Linked DNA regions of Homo sapiens: region 2 is linked to region 1. Evidence: read pairs that join two places in POLR2A ChIA-PET (ENCODE). Cell type or tissue: HCT116. All regions are shown on one strand. Each heading gives the region's core, and the rest is flanking DNA. Links, peaks and the distances in the headings are about the cores only. Region 1 overlaps SYTL3 (synaptotagmin like 3). Region 2 overlaps LINC02901 (long intergenic non-protein coding RNA 2901).

Evidence for each region. Peaks named below come from ENCODE experiments on the same cell type or tissue, not always from the same donor. Only the 100,000 strongest peaks of a DNase experiment are listed, where the experiment ranks them.
Region 2: POLR2A ChIA-PET joins it to region 1 with 6 read pairs; 2 of 35 experiments call an interaction of 5 or more read pairs at or near these places.

The regions. Positions count from the first base shown.
Region 1 is chr6:158,729,082-158,733,469 of GRCh38, forward strand. All of the region lies in intron 11 of SYTL3 (synaptotagmin like 3), which reads left to right. Among named protein-coding and RNA genes, the nearest start is that of MIR3918, 33 kb to the right of the region's middle. RefSeq lists enhancers at 1,000-1,500, 1,080-2,279. In HCT116, for the core only: no CTCF peak of the experiment used is centred there; DNase peaks (open chromatin) are centred at 351 and 1,650; H3K4me3 peaks cover 453 bases; H3K27ac peaks cover 4,000 bases.
Region 2 is chr6:158,898,320-158,902,707 of GRCh38, forward strand. The region is part of intron 2 of LINC02901 (long intergenic non-protein coding RNA 2901); the gene reads left to right. Among named protein-coding and RNA genes, the nearest start is that of LINC02901, 31 kb to the left of the region's middle. In HCT116, for the core only: no CTCF peak of the experiment used is centred there; no DNase peak of the experiment used is centred there.

The sequences.
Region 1 (4,388 bases), core at 82-4,081:
GTTTACTTTTTTGCCTAGAATTGTGACGCATGGTATAATAGGTGGATTCTTGGGTGAGGGGCCATAATGCTTCAATTAACACTTGTGTTAGTCCATCCATGTTGCTGTAACAAAATATCACAGGCTGGGTAATTTATAAACAATAGAAATTTATTTTTCATGGTCCTAGACACTGGGAAGTTCAGGATCTCAAGGCATGGACAGGACTGGTGTCTAGTGGTCTGCTCCTCATAGATGGCTCTAAGTCTCTTCCTCACATGGTGAAAAGGATGGAAGGGCAAGAGGGTCCAGTGCTGTGTGCAGCCTCTTATAAAGGCCTGAATCCCATTCACTAGAGCCCCACCCTCATGACTTATTCAGTTCCCAGAGGCCCCACCTCTTCATACTATCACATTGGCAATTACATTTCAACATGTGGATACTTGGATCTTTCAAGCTGCCTGCTTAGCCCCTTTCCAAGTGTACTGTACTTTACTTTCTTTTTCTTTTTTTTTTTTTTTTTTGAGACAGAGTCTCGCTTTGTCACGTAGGCTGGAGTTTAGTGGTGCGATCTCAGCTCACTGCAAGCTCCGCCTCTCTGGTTCACGCCATTCTCCTGCCTCAGCCTCCTGAGTAGCTGGGACTACAGGCGCCCGCCACCACGCCCGGCTAATCTTTTGTATTTTTAGTAGAGACAGGGTTTCACCGTGTTAGCCAGGATGGTCTTGATCTCCTGACCTTGTGATCCGCTCGCCTTGGCCTCCCAAAGTGCTGGGATTACATATATAAGCTACTGCACCCGGCCAACGTTTTTTTTTTAAAGTTTCCTTTTTTTTGTTAAAGGATAATAATAAATGTTAAAAATAATAATTTCTTTTAAAGACTTTCTTCAAGCCTCCTTGCTTTGTGCTCATAACTCTTTGTTAAGCCCTATCCTATGTAGCTGTTAGATACAAAGGAATAAGTACATTCTGTGTCCTTGTACTTTAACCAAGATATTTGTGCTGAATATGCTCACAGGCACATTCCAGCTTGCAGCCTATGCCCCTTCCTTATTTGGAAATACTACTTTTCTAAGTCCTTTTGCAAGCAACTTCCTCTTTTCCTTTGTTCTCTATTGCCTATACCTATTTTTAAAAGTTTTAAATTATTAGCCAGTCAGGTTTTAGATTGTAAGGTCTGGCTCCAGCCAATGGAGACAAAACACAGCAGCGGGGACAAGCTGCGTAAAGGATAAAAATTGCTTCCCTCCATTGTTCAGGTGTGCTGTCGTCATTGTTCCATCTGTAAGGAGCACCCTTTCTGCAGAAAGTAAAATTGCCCTGCTAAAAAAACTTTTTGTCTAAATGCTAATTTTTCCTTATAGTAGTAAGGAACAAGCATTCTGTTTCTAAATAAACATTTTACTTATAACAAAATGGTGGCCCGTACGGGGATACACTCCTCCAGGGGCGGTCTCTAGTCCTCTCTCATGAGGAGGCGCCCCACTGCCTCGTTGCGGTGGCCTCTGGGGTAAGGAATCGAGACCCACCCTGTGTGACGAATAAACCTGGACTCTCAGCAACGCGGAAAGAAAGCAGCCAGTAACCTGGAGTGCAGGGTCCTCACATACCACGCGGGCCAGGTAACCTCATGCATAAGACAAGGAAGGAAATACCGGAGGAGCTGGTAAAATATTTCCTTGGTGGTCAGGACTAAGGAAAGAAAAGCTGCGGGGCGGTAAAGCATTCCTTGGTTAGGACATACCTAGGTAAGAGAAACCGCAGGGGCGGTAAAGCATTCCTTAGGACTGAAGAAAGAAAAGCCGCCAGGGGGCGGGTCGGGGTGGGGCGGTGAAGTATTCCTTAGTCAGGATGTCTTAAGGGTTAAAAAGAGGTGAAAAGTCCCCATTAGGGGGGAGATTAAACATCACACAAACCTCCAGTAGTAAAAAAGATATTCGGGCCGGGCGTGGTGGCTCACGCCTGTAATCCCAGCACTTTGGGAGGCTGAGGCAGGTGGATCACGAGGTCAGGAGATCGAGACCATCCTGGCCAACAAAGTGAAACCATGTCTCTACTAAAAATACAAAAAATTAGCCGGGCATGGTGGCGGGCGCCTGTAATCCCAGCTACTCGGGAGGCTGAGGCAGGAGAATAGCTTGAACCCGGGAGGCGGAGGTTGCAGTGAGCCGAGATCACACTATTGTACTCCAGCCTGGGCCACAGAACAAAACTCCATCTCAAAAAAAAACAAAACAAAAAAACTAAAAGTCTTTTAGCACAGGTCCTACCCCTAGAATTTCCAGCACAACAGCACCACCCTGGGGACCACGTCCTCATCAAAAAATAAAAAGAAAAAAAACTCAAGCTAGCCTAGGAAGGACCCTACCTTGTGCTGCTAACCACCAAGACTGCCTTTGCACAGCAAAAAAAGGATGGACACATCATACCCAAGTCAAAAAAGCATCATCACCTTCAGAATCATGGGCCATTGTTCCAAAGTTATCTCTCTTTTTCTTTTCTTCCCTTTACTTCCCATCTTATAACTAATTTTTGTTGTCGTTGTTGTTGAGATGGTGTCTCGCTCTGTCACCCAGGCTGGAGTGCAGGGGTGCAATCTCAGCTCACTGCAAGTTCTGCCTCCCGGGTTCACGCCATTCTCCTGCCTCAGCCTCCCAAGTAGCTAGGACTACAGGCGCCCGCCACCATGCCTGGCTAATTTTTTGTATTTTTAGTAGAGACGGGGTTTCACCGTGTTAGCCAGGATGATCTTGATCTCCTGACCTCATGATCCACCCACCTTGGCCTTCCAAAGTGCTGGGATTACAGGCGTGAGCCACCGTGCCTGGCCAACATAACTAAATCTAACTCACCTCAAGTTATTACTTTTAATGCCTGTTTAATTATGCCTTATAAAGATTTACATAACCAAAAACAGCTTACTACTTCAGAAAAATATCTCTGTCCCTCTTGGACTTCCTCAAATTAGGAAGACATAGTAAGTTCCTTTAAGAATACTAGTAATCCAGAGAATAGTAGCTGTATTAGTAAAAATCAGACTCTTGTCCTTCTGAAACAAAATCTCTATGTTCTGCTTAGTCTAATGTCCTATACAACACTAAAGGTTTAAAATAGACTGCTTCCATAGGTCTTTGTCAGTCCTTAAATCCATATATCCATTTCACCAAAAGAATTACTCCTTCTAGTTGTCAATCTCCTTCAACCACTCCATCAATCACTCCTCCCAAGCACAAGGACAAGACTGAAGTCTCTATAGTAAAGGTGAAAAACCTAAGGCAAACGATAGCAATGAAGACAAGGTATCAAAATATAAATGCCTGGCTAAAATGGATTAAATATTCCATCCGCACTCTAAATAAAAGCGACTGTTACGCGTGTGCGCACGGTAGGCCAGAGGCCCAGCTTGTCCCCTTTCCACTCGGACAGTCCTCTAATCGACAAGACGTAGACTGCATAGTAGGTCCTTTTCAAAATCCCACAGCCTAGGATAGTAAACTGTGCCAGACTCTCTCTGCTATTTCCTAAAGTGCAGTACCCTGCAGGTCAGCCCTCAAGGGCCATCCAGCCTCCATCTTCCAAGACCAGTTTTACCTCGTGTCTCCAATGACGAAGGAAAAATTTGGCGTACCTTAAAGACTTAATAGGATGCAGTAACGTCAGGCACTTCCAAGAGCTAACCCATCAGTCCACCCTTATTCATCTCCAAGTGAACGTATGTTAGTATTGTAAAAAACCTTTACTAGACACTCTGCCAAATAATTAAAGCAGTACTTATGCTGTAGTTCAATTGGCTATCCCTTTTACCCTGGCATTTCATCAACCAAAAAAACTCTTTCTTTTAAAAACTCAAGCAAAACAGCTAAGCCAAAACATGTTTTAAAAGTTTAAAAAGAAAAAAAAAAAAAACACTGTAAAATCAAAAGGAGGGAATTGTAGAAAGTAAAAAGTTTCCTTTTCAGTTTCCTTTCTGGTAATAATAATAATGTTAAAAATAATAATTTCTTTTAAAAACTAACTTCCTTCAAGCCTCCTTGCTTTGTGCTAATAACTCTTTGTTAAGCCCTATCCTATGTAGCTGTTAGATATAGAGAAATAAGTACGTTCTGTGTTCTTGTACTTGAATGAAGATATTTGTGCTGAATATGTTCACAGGCACATACAGCTCGCAGCCTATGCCCCTTCCTTATTTGGAAATATTATTACTTTTCTAAGTCCTTTCACAAGCAACTTTCTCTTTTCCTTTATTCTCTATTGTCTATACTTTTTTTATTTTTTATTTTTTGAGATAGAGTCTTGCTCTGTCACCAAGGCTTGAGTGCAGTGGCCCAACCTCAGTTCACTGCAAGCTCCGCCTCCCAGGTTCACGCCATTCTTCTGCCTCAGCCTCCCTAGTAACTGGAACCACAG
Region 2 (4,388 bases), core at 285-4,284, 170 kb after region 1:
CAAATACTATCTTATAGCCCATTATTTTAAACTGATGACAACACTTACTGCATAAACAAACATGCAAATAAATACTAATATAAACTCTACAGTTTAGGCTGGGCACGGTGGCTCACGCCTGTAATCCCATCACTTTGGGAGGCTGAGGTGGGTGGATCACGAGGTCAGGAGTTCAAGACCATCCTGGCCAACATGGTGAAACTTCGTCTCTACTAAAAATACAAAAATTAGCCAGGTGTGGTGGCATGTGCCTGTAATCCCAGCTACTCAGGAGGCTGAGGCTGGAGAATCGCTTGAACCTGGGAGGTGGAGGTTGCAGTGAGCCGAGATCATGCCACTGCATTCCAGCCTGGGTGACAGAGCGAGACTCCATCTCAAAAAAAAAAAAAGAAAAACTCTACAGTTTAACTTCATCCCCCTGCTTTTTTTTTTTTTTTTTTTTTGAGACAGAGTCTTGCACGGTTGCCCAGGCTGGTGTGCGGTGCTGCGATCTTGGCTTGCTGCAACTTCTGCCTTCTGGGTTCAAATGATTCTCCTGCCTCAGCCTCCTGAGTAACTAGGATTACAGGTGCCCGCCACCATACCTGGCTACTTTTTGTATTTTTAGTAGAGATGGGGTTTCACTGTGTTGTCCAGGCTGGTCTCGACCTCCTGACATCGAGATCTGCCTGCCTCGGCCTCCCAAAGTGCTGGGATTACAGGTGTGAGCCCCCATGCCTGGCCATCCCCCTGCTTTTTAACTTTTTGTTATTTTCCTTTATGGCTTATTGTACTGTCTATGCCTTGAAAAGTTGTAGTTATTTTTGATTGGTTCATCATTTGGTCTTTCTACTTAAGATGAGTAGTTTATGCATCACAATTTCAGCGTTATATTATTCTGTTTTTCTATGTGCCTACTATTCCCAGTGAGTTTTGTACCTTCAGATGATTCCTTTTGCTCATTAATGTCTTTTTTGATTGAAGAAATCCCTTTAGCATTTGTTACAGGACAAGTATGGTGTTGATGTAATCCCTCAGCTTTTGTTTGTCTGTGAATGTCTTTACTTCTCCTTCATGCTCGAAGGATATTTTCACTGGATATACTATTATAAAAAATTTTTCCTGGCCAGGTGCAGTGGCTCATGCCTGTAATCCCAGCACTTTGGGAGGCCGAGGTGGGCAGATCACGAGGTCAGGAGATTGAGACCATCCTGGCTAACATGGCGAAACCCCGTCTCTACTAAAAAAAAATACAAAAAAAAAATTAGCCGGGCGTGGTGGCGGGTGTCTGTAGTCTCAGCTACTCGGGAGGCTGAGGCAGGAGAATGGCGTGAACCTGGGAGGTGGAGCTGGCAGTGAGCCGAGATCGCACCACTGCACTCCAGCCTGGGCAACACAGTGAGACTCCATCTCAAAAAAAAAAATTTTTTTTTCCTTTAGCACTTTAAATATGTCATGCCATTCTCCCCTGACCTGTAATGTTTCCACTGAAAAGTCTGCTGCCAGACTGGAGCTCCACTGTATGTTACTGTTTTTTTTTTTGTAGTTGTTGTTTGTTTGTTTTTCTTGCTTCTTTTAGGATCCTTTCTTTATCCTTGATCTTTGGGAGTTAGATTATTAAATACCTTGAAGTAGTCTTCTTTTGGTTAAATCTGCTTGGTGTTCTGTAACCTTCTTGTATTTGAATGTTCTTTCTGTAGGTTTGGGAAGTTCTCTGATACTATCCCTTTGAATAAACATTCTACCACTAGCTCTTCCTCTACCTCCTCTTCAAGGCCTATAACAGATTTGCCCTTTTGAGGCTATTTTCTAGATCTGGTAGGCATGCCTCATTGTTTTTATTCTTTTTTTTTTTTTTGAGACAGAGTCTCACTCTGTCACCCAGGCTGGAGTGCAGTGGCACGATCTCAGCTCACTGCAACCTCCGCCTCCCAGGTTCAAGCGATCCCCCTGCCTCAGCCTCCGGAGTAGCTGGAACTACAGGCATGTGCCACCATGCCCCCGGCTAATTTTTGTATTTTTAGTAGAGATGGAGTTTCACCATGTTGGCCAGGCTAGTCTCAAACTCTTGACCTCATGATCCGCCCACCTCGGCCTCCCAAAGTGCTGGGATTACAGGCAGGAGCCACTGCAACTGGCCTTTTATTCTGTTTTCTTTTGTCTCTGTGTTATCTGACTGTGTATTTTCAAATAGCCTGTCTTCAAGCTCACTAATTCTTCTGCTTGATCAATTCTGCTATTAAGAGACGGACGCATTCTTCAGCATGTCAATTGCATTTTTCAACTCTAGAATTTCTCGATTCTTTTAAATTATTTCATTCTCTTTGTTAAATTTATCTGATAGAATTCTGAATTCCTTCTCTGTGTTATTTTGAATTTCTTTGTTTCCTCAAAACAGCTATTTTGAATTCTGTCTTTAAGGTCATATTTCTCTGTTTATTCAGGATTGGTCCCTGCTGACTTACATAGTTCATGTGGGGAGGTTGTGTTTTCCTGGATGGTGCAGATGCTTGCAGATGTTCGTTGGTGTCTGCATTGGAGAATTAGGTATTTATTGTAGTCTTCACAATCTGGGCTTGTTTGTGCCCATCCTCCTTGGGAAGGCTTCCCAGTTATTTGAAGGGACTTAGGCCCCAAGCCCAATAATGTAGTTGTTTTTGCAGACTCAGAAAGATCCCACCTTGGTGGTCCTGGATAAAATCCAGAAAAATTCTCTGGATTACCAGGCAGAGACTCTTCTTCTTTTCCCTTATTTTTTGCCAAACACATGGGTTTCTCACTCTGTGATGAGCCACTTGGAATTGGGAGTGTGGTGATGCAAGCACCCCCGTGGCCATCACCACTGGGACTGCACTGGGTCAGACCTGAAGTCAGCACAGCACCGGGCCTTCCCAAGACCCTTCCCTTCAGGGCAGCGAGTTCCCCCAGGCCCTGGGCATGTCCAGAGATGCTGTCTGGGAGCCAGGGATAGCAATAAAAAACCTTAGCAATTTACTTGATGTTCTAGTCTACTGTGGCTAAGCTGGCACTCAAACCACAATACAAAGTCCTTCTCACGTTTCCCTGCCCTTTCCACAGGGAGAGGAGCCTCTCCATGTGGCCACCACCACCACTGGTCCACAGTGGGTTCTGCCAGGCAACCGCTGATGTTCACCTAAAGCCCAAGGACTCATCTGTCAGCTTGTGGTGAATGTTACCAGGCCTGGGACTCACCCTTCAGGGCAGTGGGTACCCCTCTGGCCCAGGGCAGGTCCAGAAATGTCCAAGCGCCTAGGCTTGGACTTGGAGACTCCAGGAGCCTGCTTGTTGCTCTACCTCACTGTGGCCTAGGTGGTACCTAGGAGCACAGAGCACTTCAGCCCACGGTGGTGGAGCCTGCCGAGAAACTCAGGTTCCAGCCGTTGGGATGGGCAGTTCCCCCCTGGCTAGGGCTGGTGCAAATGTTCCCTCCATGCACAGGCACTGGCTGAGTCCAGCGCAGCTTTATTCTCTTCTGTGACATGGCAGCACTGAGTTCAGTGTGAAGTCCCCTAGTTGCTGTGCTCTCCCTTTCCCAAAGTGCACAGATCATCTCTCTGTTCCATATGGCTGCTGCCGGGGGTGGGAGAGGGGTGGCGTCAGTGATTCAAGACTGTCTCTCTGAGCCTCTTCAATGGCCCTTTTAGCGATATGAGGTTAAAACCAGGTACTGTGATCGCTTACCTGACTTTTGGTTCTTGTGACGGTGCTTTTTTGCAAGCAGACAGTTGTTAAAATTTGATGTTCCAGCAAGGGCATGAATTGTGCTCTACCTTCTCTACTATAGATTTTTTAAAGTCTGCATAATTTTGCATTTTATGCATGTGCCATACTGTATTTGACCAGCCTTCAGCTGTTCAATGTGAGGGGCTATGGTTTGAATGTTTGTGTCCCTCCAAAGTTGATACACTAAAAGCTAATACCCAATGGGATAGGTTTAAGAGGTGGGGCTTTTGGGGAAGTGATTAAGTCATGAGTGCTCTGCTCTCATGAGTGGGATTAGTGCCCTTATCAAAGAAGCTCAAGGGCCCCTTTGCCCTTTTTCCCTTTACACCATATGAAGATACAGCCTTTGTCCCTTCAACCATGTGAGGACGCAGCAGCAAGGTGCCATCTTGGCATCTGCTGGTGCCTTGATCTTAGACTTCCCAGACACCAGAACTATGAGAAGTCAACTTATATTATTATTTTTTCTTTTTTCTTTTTTTGAGACAGAGTTTTGCTCTTTTTGCCCAGGCTGGAGTGCAATGGCGCAATCTTGGCTCACTGCAGTCTCTGCCTCATGGGTTCAAGTGATTCTCCTGCCTCAGCCTCCTGAGTAGCTGGGATTACAGGCACGTGCCACTACACCTGGCTAATTTTGTATTTTTAGTAGAGATGGAGTTTCATCA